Regions from separate parts of the Homo sapiens genome. Here regions 1 and 2 are each linked to region 3. Evidence: chromatin contacts called from ENCODE Hi-C or POLR2A ChIA-PET data. All regions are on one chromosome and are shown on one strand. The core of a region is the stretch at or near the end of the contact, and the rest is flanking DNA. Distances in the headings are between cores, read along the strand shown. Region 1 holds the start of DAPK1-IT1 (DAPK1 intronic transcript 1). Region 2 overlaps DAPK1 (death associated protein kinase 1). Region 3 has its middle 92 kb from the start of DAPK1.

Region 1 (2,748 bases), core at 38-2,537, 150 kb after region 3:
AGCCCAGAGCCTGGCAAGGCCAGCAAGTAGGGAGGGGATACTGCTTGGCAGGAAGTCCTCAGGAGGGAGTGTGAGGCTTGGTCTGCCTAGATCATTACAGCCCAGGGCTTTCTGTACCTAGGACTTCAGTCCCAACCCCGCTGACCCCATCTTAAAGAGGACAAGGGAGGGATATCTGCAGCTGGAAGGAGGGATATCTGCAGCTGGAAGGAGTGTGCCAGCTTGAACAGTGACGGGGCACCACTTTCTGGAAAATATGGAAGAACCTAATGTACATTAGAGCTGTGAAACTTGTGGCCCACACACTAATTTTCTCTAGCACCTGGGCAGACATAGGCAGTTGTGGCATCTCTTTTTATCAAGTACAGACAGAAAAAAAATCAATTAAAATAATTTTATTGTTGTATAATGCACGTGCTTTAAAATGTACCTCTTTTTTTTTGGAGACAAGGTCTTGCTCTGTCACCCAGGCTGGTGTGCAGTGGTACAATCATAGCTCACTGCAACCTCCAGCTTCTGGGCTTAGGTGATCCTCCTGCCTCAGCCTCCCAAGTAGCTAGGACTATAGACATGCCCCACTGTACCCCGTTAATTTTTTTTTTTTTTTAAGATTTCTAGTAGAGATGGGGTCTCTGCGTTGCTCAGGCTGTTCTAGAACTCCAGGCCTCAAGCGATTCTCCCACACAGCTTCCCGAAGTGTCAGGATTACAGGTGTGAGCCATTGAGCCTGGCTATATTTACCATTTGAACCATTTTTAAGTGCACAGTTCAGTGGCAGTAAGAACATTCACGTTGTGTTGCAGCCCTCACTAACGTTTATCTCCAGAACTTTTTCGTCATCCCAAGCTGAAACTGTGTATCCATTAAATACTAACTACATTTCCTTCTCCTCCTAGCCCCTGGCAATTACCTTTCTACTTTCTGTCTCTGAATTTAAATCTACTTTTGAGAAGACACATTGTTCTGGTCCTGATATTGTTGATATTTAAGTTCCAGCTGGCCAGCTAGGCAGTAAACCAAGCAAAATCTCACTCATCAGACCTGAGTATTTTTTTCCTTGACTTGTGTCTGTCATGTGGGGGGGGTTGGGTGATTGGAAATATTTGGTATCTACACAGCAGTCTTTCTGCCTTTGCCATCATCCTGTGCATATGCTTCTTGATAATTAATATGTGCATTCAGTTAACCATTCATGGGATCTTTTCTTTTATCCGATTCTCCGCTCCTTAAGGACATGGGCTGTGTCTTGTTTGTCCCTGTATCCCAAGCCCTGAGCACTATGTCTGGTGCTTAGGGTGCTCAATATTTATTTTCTTTTTCTTTTCTTTTCTTTTTTTTTTTTTTTTTGAGATGGAGTCTCGGTCTGTTGCCCAGGCGGGTGTGCAGTGGTGCGATCTCGGCTCACTGCAACCTCCACCTCCCAGGTTTAAGTGATTCTCCTGCCTCAGCCTCCCGAGTAGCTGGGATCACAGGTGTGTGCCACCATGCCCGGCTAATTTTTGTATTTTTAATAGAGACGGGGTTTTGCCCTGTTAGCCAGGCTGGTCTCGACCTCCTGACATCAAGTGATCCGCCCGCCTGGGCCTCCCAAAGTGCTGGGATTACAGGCGTGAGCCACCATGCCCGGCCTCAATATTTATTTTCAATATTCCACAGATGAGGGCAATAAGGAGAGGAAGCGGAAGAAAAAGGATGAGACATGTGGCTTGTGGGCAGAAAGGGAGGCAGGAGAACATTCCCAGTCTGCCTTTCACTGAGTTTTTACCTGTTCACTAGAACAACAAAAGGGAACCCGATCGGGAAACTCTGCTGTCAACTAAGCAAACTCTAAATTTAACATTTGGGGGACCCCCTTGGAGAGTAGTTGAGAGCTATGTGCTCCCCTTTTCAGAAAAATGCTCTCAAATACTCAGTGCATAAGCCCACAGCCTTAGCAGGTTCCCAGACCTTAGGTCAGCAATCCTGTTCTAAGGCATACATCACGAGCAGCATTTTGATTTTCATCTGGGGAACTTATAGTTCATAAAGACCTACTGATCCATTAAAATTTCCACTTGATTTTGCCATTAGTAATCTCTTAAACAAGTCCAAGGAAGCCAGAGGAAGTTATTTCTTGAATGCTTTTATACTAGTGCTTTCAAGAGTTCGTGTTGCTGACTCCAGTTTTTAAAATTATTATTCTCATCTTCTGCAATGCCTCGAGGCATGTTTTTAGCTGAATAGCAATAATTATGGGATTGTGCAATACTGGAAGAAGCAGTAAAAATAAAATGTAATACTAAAAAAAAAAAAAGTCTTTACTTCATCTAGGAAATTCAGTTTAAAGAATTTTTACCTCCGGACATAACAGTGACTATGCTGGAACTCTGTCTTTGACTCAAGCCAGAAGATGGATGGGACCACCCTTAGGAGCCTTCCACAGGAAGGCCCTCTCCACAGTAGGACTTAGGGCGCTCATGTAGATCCCTCGGCAGTAATGCGCTAGTTGCTCCTATAGTCAGGAGGCATCTAGGGAGATCGCTGATCTCCATGGCAACCTGGACCCAAATGAGCAAAGTGCCATCAGCTGGCCTCGGCCTGACTGCTCTGGCGGGAGGGAGGAAGCTGATGCTGTCTCCCACCCAGGCCGTGTAGCCATTTCCCCCACCCCCACCGGAGGTCTGAGAGTGTCAGGGCTTCTGCCCTTGGCTTCAGCCAGTTCTCCTGGAGGTCATTAAAGGGAAGCCCTTCTGGTGGCAAGTTCTCTGC
Region 2 (2,704 bases), core at 31-2,530, 200 kb after region 3:
AGTGAAATTACCAATAAAAAACATGACACTAAATGGGCTGCGGAGAGCACACTCGATTATGGTGTGAGAGCCGAAGCAAGAAGGCAGCTGTTTGACTTCAGCTAGGAACGTGTGCAGCAGCCTCTCCAATTTTCCACGATCCTCTCCAATTTTCCACGATCCGTGCATGTCCACAAGTGACTGTGAAAGTGCCAGAAATATTGACTTGGAGGTTACAAATAAATTTTATGCCTCCTGCAGTGACTCATGCCTGTAATTCCCCGACTTTGGGTGGCCGAGGTGGGAGGACTGCTTTGAGCCCAGGAGTTCTAGACCAGCCTAGGCAACAGAGCGAGACTCTATCTCTGCAAAAAAGAAAAAAAAGAAAATTAGCTGGGTGTGGTGATATGCTCCTGTAGTTCCAGCTGCTCTGGAGGCCAAGGTGGGAGGATTGCTCGAGCTCGGGAGGTCAAGGCTGCAGTGAGCTGTGATTGCATCACCACACTACAGCCTGCGCGGCAGAGCGAGACCCTGTCTCAAGAAAAGAAAAAAAAAATTACTAAGTAGGTGAATTCACCAGTACAAAATCCATTAATAATAAGGATCACTTGTACTGCTTTATCAAAATTAAATGTCATAGCATGCAAAGAATTTCTCTTTTCCAGTAAAAAGCTACCTTCCCCCATCCATTGAACAGCCCCAGCTGTATTAATGGTAATTAATTAATAATGCAGCCATCCGTATCGTTGTTAATTACTGACTGGCCTCAGTGCATGGGTGTGAGGAGGGGGCAGAAGGGACAAGCGCCCCCAGCGTGGTTGTGGCAGTGGCCTTGCTGCTTTATGTGCATTCGCTTTGCTCCCTGGTCTGTCTGAGCTCGCCCTTGAAGCTGGATCATGGTATTCCTCTGAGGGCACACGATTTAGGAATCCTCACCAGAAAAGTAAACACACAAGCTGTTTTTTTAAGTTGTTGTTGTCTTTGGGGAGGCAGAGGTTGGGTGAAGAGGAACTGTCCCCCCAAAGGAGTCCCGATCCAGGGTGGAAAGCGGGTCCAGGCCCAGCTGCCCAGGAAGGAAGGGATCGGAGCAGCAATTCACCAACAGTCCAATTCAAATTAGACCTCACAAAGCAAACTACTCTGATTAGGGAAGAATTGCTCCTCCAGGAGTCTGTCCTCACAGTTTGCTGGCTGCCTGAGGAGACTGTGCTATGGAAATGCCCTACAGGCTTACCCATCACACACAAAGGCTCCCAGAGGCCCCCAGGTGGGCCTGGCTGCTGGCACTTTGGCTCAGCTTGTGACTCTGAGCTCCCAAGGCCAGGGCCAGCCTGCCTGAGCAGTTATAAGTGGCAACACACCCTCTGGGTGGGGACAGGCAGCAAAAGGAGGAAGGGAGTGAGGATTTAGCAATAGTTGTATACATCGTTAGCACAGGACAGCCCTGTCATGGGCTTTTTTTTTTTTGTCCTATGAGGGCTCTTTTCTCTCTGGCAGTCATGAGAGGTAGGTACTTGGGGGGTAATACTGCATCACTGTGAGACTGGGGCAACAGTGTGCTGATGAAAATAACTCCAGTTGTCGCAGATTAATAATAGCTAACAGTTACTGAAGACTCCCTATGGTCAGGTGCTGTCCTAAACACTTCATGCGCTCATTTCATCCTACTCCCTCCAAGACAGGCACTTATTATGCCCACTCTACAGATAAGAAAACTGAGGCCTAGAGTGGCTAAGTCCTAAATAAACCTTGGGTTACACAGCTGGCTTCTAGCCGTTACACAATTCTGTTGAACTATAATGCAGAACACTTTGTCTAACTCCTCGGGTTCTCAGGGTTATAGATTCAGGCGTCAGCTGCAGCATATGTGCATTGTGCATGGACTACATGAAGTAGGTCTGCACCCAGGGCCTCAGGAGATGTGAAGATGAGCCTGGCAGCCCTTTGTCCCCCAGGCATTGGCAGTCTGGGAGGGTGGGAAAGGCAAGAATGGGCAGAAAACAGCAGGTGCCCCTGAGGGGTATGGGGTGCTCTTTCGACTCAGGGATATGGCAGATTGGAGGAAAGGGAATAGATTGTTAGGGGTGTCAGGGAAGAATAGGGAACGGTATCTTAAAAGAGGTGACATTGCAGTAGGTCTAGAACAAGTTTCCCAAGCTCATTCTAGACCCTCATTTTACTCTCTGCAGTCAGGGTTAGCCAGTACCCCAGCATCCACACAGAGCCTTCCTACCCACCAGCTCTTATCCCCTCCTCACCAGCCAGCACTTTTCGTATGGGGACCCTGCAGTGTGAGTGAGGGATCCATTGTCAGGTGACAGAGTCCATTCCCCAGGTTTTGCTGTAAACGAAGGCACCACAGTTCCCTCGGGCATGAGCACACATGACATTCAGCACCTGCCTTCATCCTGCCATCAGGGCTAACCTGCCTTTACTTACCATCTTCCCATAAATAAAATGGAGAAACTTCCAATATAGAACATTTGGAGGTGAAAACGCACGTGGAACAGTTTTTGTATCTAGGCTTGCATTGAAATTCTCTGTGACTCTCCTGCCAGAAGGATTTTCTTTTTTCTTTTTTTTTTCTTTTTCCCCCTGAGACGGAGTTTTGCTCTGTCACCCAGGCTGGAGTGCAGTGGCACAATCTCGGCTCACTGCAAGCTCCACCTCCCAGGTTCAAGCAATTCTCCTGCCTCAGCCTCCTGAGTAGCTGAGATTACAGGCA
Region 3 (2,700 bases), core at 1-2,500:
TAACTCCATCATCTGCTCCATCATGCACATTCAATTGAATGATCAGTTCTATACATTTTATCTTGATGTGTTTCTCCACTTCATCCCCTCCACTTTGTACCCTACACTGTTGGCTTATTCATCTCTCACCTGGAATAACACAGTCTTGTTCTCTGGCCTACTCAATTCCAGCTTATTCCCACTTCTCTTTCCTACCCATGTATCCTTCTTACCATCAAAAAGTAATACTGCAGATCTCCACATGTCTCTCCCTTGCTTAACAAACCTCAGTGGCTCCCCATTTCCTGCACCATAAGGTGCAGTCTCCTTAGCATGGCCCATAAAAACTTGAAAAGCATACAAGCCCATCTTTCTGGTCACTTTACATCCTGGCCACTTACGAACCTGTGAGCTACCCACAACTTATTAGTGCCTGTATCCTTAGCACCCTGTCACTCTTGTGCCTCTGTGCCTTGGTTCATGCTGTTCTTTTAAATTGTGGTGCTCTTCCCCAGCTCCCAGGTCAGATAGATATCTCTTATCTGACACATTCACTGATATCACCGCCACTATTCCTCCTCCATGGGGGAAAGTAACTCTCTCAATCAGAGTGCGCATACTTCTATTCTGGCATATGCACACTCACATTCTACAATAGTGTTTTTATATTTCTATCCCTCACTAGACTGTAGTCTCTTCAGTGGCAGGGGTCACTCTAGGTACCTTAGAATTTGCGGCACATACGCAGCACAGAGCCCAGCATGAGGAGGTGCTAAATGTGTGGCTGAATATTTGAATTAGTAAAGGAAAGAATCTCAGACTTATATCCCACTCAGGGTGCTTTCACTACATCTTGATCACTTCAAGACAGAAAAAAACAACAAAAGCAAACAAGCAAAAAAAAAAAAAGAAAAAAAGCAAGAAAAAAGCTAGCAAAAGCAATCAGAGAGGGAATCCTATATACACCCCACCTTCTTCCTAAACCCCTGTGGCTAGGAAACAATTGCCACACTGGGAACCAGTGGTGTTGAAATCAGCAATAGTGGAAGAATTTACATTATGGAAATTAGCAAATCGTGCAAATAATATTCGGGGGAAGGGAGATTTGTTGTTGTTTCCATTTAAAATTGTACAATTCAGTGGTTTCCTAATATATTCATTAGGTTATGCAACTACCACCATCAAATTTCAGAACATTTTCATCACACCAAAAAGAAACACAGTCATTAGCAGTCACTCCTCATAACTCCCCACCCCAGCCCCTGGCAGTGTTTCTTGTTTTTTGAGAGCTGGTTGTTAAACATTTACAGCACACCACTGCTGGGAATGCAGCTATTTCTATAATAACAGTTACTTTTCTCTTCCTCACTTAATGTTTTGATTCTTCAAGAATCTTGAGGCCTCCTAAACCTCAAAGGTTTGTAACACAAAGATGATTTATCTTTAAAAGAAGTTATTTCAACTCTCACTTAATTCAATTTATCTGTCACAGAATGAGATGAAAAATTGTTATGCATAGAGAGGAAAATCAGAAACTAATAAATCTTTAAAAAGGCTAGATCACTTTCTGCTGGATTAGTATGTGGGATTTACTTTTGCATGAGACAATGGGCTCTTGTCTATTTTTAGCGTAGATAATGCATTTCCTAGGACCCACAGGAGGCCTTGGCTTCTCCTATTACTGAACACACATGCAGAGACCAGAGATTTTGTGAAAGAGAAAAAGAAAAAAGACAAGGGGAAAGGATTGGTGGTTTGCTCTTTTGATCACTAATGCAACTCCATCAGGAAAGATGAAATATAATGCCCAAGAATTTCCTAAAAGAAATTCACTAGAAATGCACAAAAATACACTTGTTTCAAAAGATGTACATACATCCCCATATGCATGTGAAGGCACTTGCACCATGAAGTCATTTGTTAATCTCCTAATGACCCAATGACCCTAGAACAGTTCCCTAGATGTGGGCTCCCAGACACCAGATGCACATTACTCATCTAATTAATGCTGCTGATGAACTTGTTTCAAAATCTTTTATATTTGTAAGCAGGAAAGGTTGGGCTGTCCTCTAAGATAGCATAAACCAAAAATAAAATTCTGAGCCCTGTAACCGTCTGAATGGACCCTTCCTTTTGGCCAAGAGCATTCCAAAGTCAACCTGAAAAACTAGTTCTGTTCATGATGGGAAGAGGGGGTGGGACATGCCTTATTACCATTAACGTCAACACAGACCTTGAGACTGATAGAACAGACTCTAAGTCTGGTAAATATTTACAAGCTATCCTCTCTGAAGCCTGCTACCCTGAAGCTTCATCTGCATGGTAAAACCTTGGTCTTCATAATCCCTTACCTTAACCTAAACATTCTTTTCTATTGATTCCGGGTCTGTAGATAATAACCAATCGCCAATCAGAAAATCTTCGAATGCATCTATGACCTGGAAGCCCCTGACTTCCAGTTGTCCCACCTTTCCTGACCAAGCCAATGTACATCTTACATGTATTGATTGATGTCTTATGTCTCTCTAAAACATATAAAAAACATATAAATGCAAGATGCAGCCTGACCACCTTGGGCACATGTGTCATCAGGACCTCCTGAGGCTGTGTCATAGGCATGTCCTTAACCTTGGCAAAATAAACTTTTAAATTGATCAAGACTTATCAAGACTTATCTTTTGGTTTATGATCAAGACTTTTTGGTTTATGTAGGGACTCCAT

What was found. A loop is a pair of places that touch in the nucleus more often than their neighbours do. ChIA-PET counts read pairs that join two places held with the same protein, here RNA polymerase II (POLR2A). Pooled maps may share reads with other maps.
Region 1: a map of CD14-positive monocyte shows a loop between it and region 3 (2.3-fold over the local background). The contact joins the promoter of DAPK1-IT1 here to the enhancer-like site in region 3. A Hi-C loop is called at or near these places in 1 of 168 maps with a recorded cell type or tissue (CD14-positive monocyte). POLR2A ChIA-PET finds 5 or more read pairs at or near these places in 1 of 52 experiments (MCF 10A).
Region 2: a map of CD14-positive monocyte shows a loop between it and region 3 (2.0-fold over the local background). The contact joins two enhancer-like sites. A Hi-C loop is called at or near these places in 1 of 168 maps with a recorded cell type or tissue (CD14-positive monocyte) and 1 of 50 pooled maps. POLR2A ChIA-PET finds 5 or more read pairs at or near these places in 1 of 52 experiments (OCI-LY7).

The regions. Positions count from the first base shown.
Region 1 is chr9:87,552,167-87,554,914 of GRCh38, forward strand. DAPK1-IT1 (DAPK1 intronic transcript 1) reads left to right here and starts at 1,288. Exons shown (of 2, transcript NR_146781.1): 1 at 1,288-1,424; 2 at 1,729-2,293. The region is part of intron 2 of DAPK1 (death associated protein kinase 1); the gene reads left to right.
Region 2 is chr9:87,600,076-87,602,779 of GRCh38, forward strand. The region is part of intron 2 of DAPK1 (death associated protein kinase 1); the gene reads left to right. Among named protein-coding and RNA genes, the nearest start is that of DAPK1-IT1, 48 kb to the left of the region's middle. RefSeq lists an enhancer at 277-870. Within about 2 kb of position 1,281, at least 15 of the 41 ENCODE cell types and tissues checked have a DNase peak (open chromatin) inside an H3K27ac peak, as active enhancers do; they include CD14-positive monocyte, where a contact is called at or near this core.
Region 3 is chr9:87,404,766-87,407,465 of GRCh38, forward strand. It overlaps the pseudogene LOC112268032. Among named protein-coding and RNA genes, the nearest start is that of DAPK1, 92 kb to the right of the region's middle. RefSeq lists an enhancer at 742-1,292. Within about 2 kb of position 1,251, at least 4 of the 41 ENCODE cell types and tissues checked have a DNase peak (open chromatin) inside an H3K27ac peak, as active enhancers do; they include CD14-positive monocyte, where a contact is called at or near this core.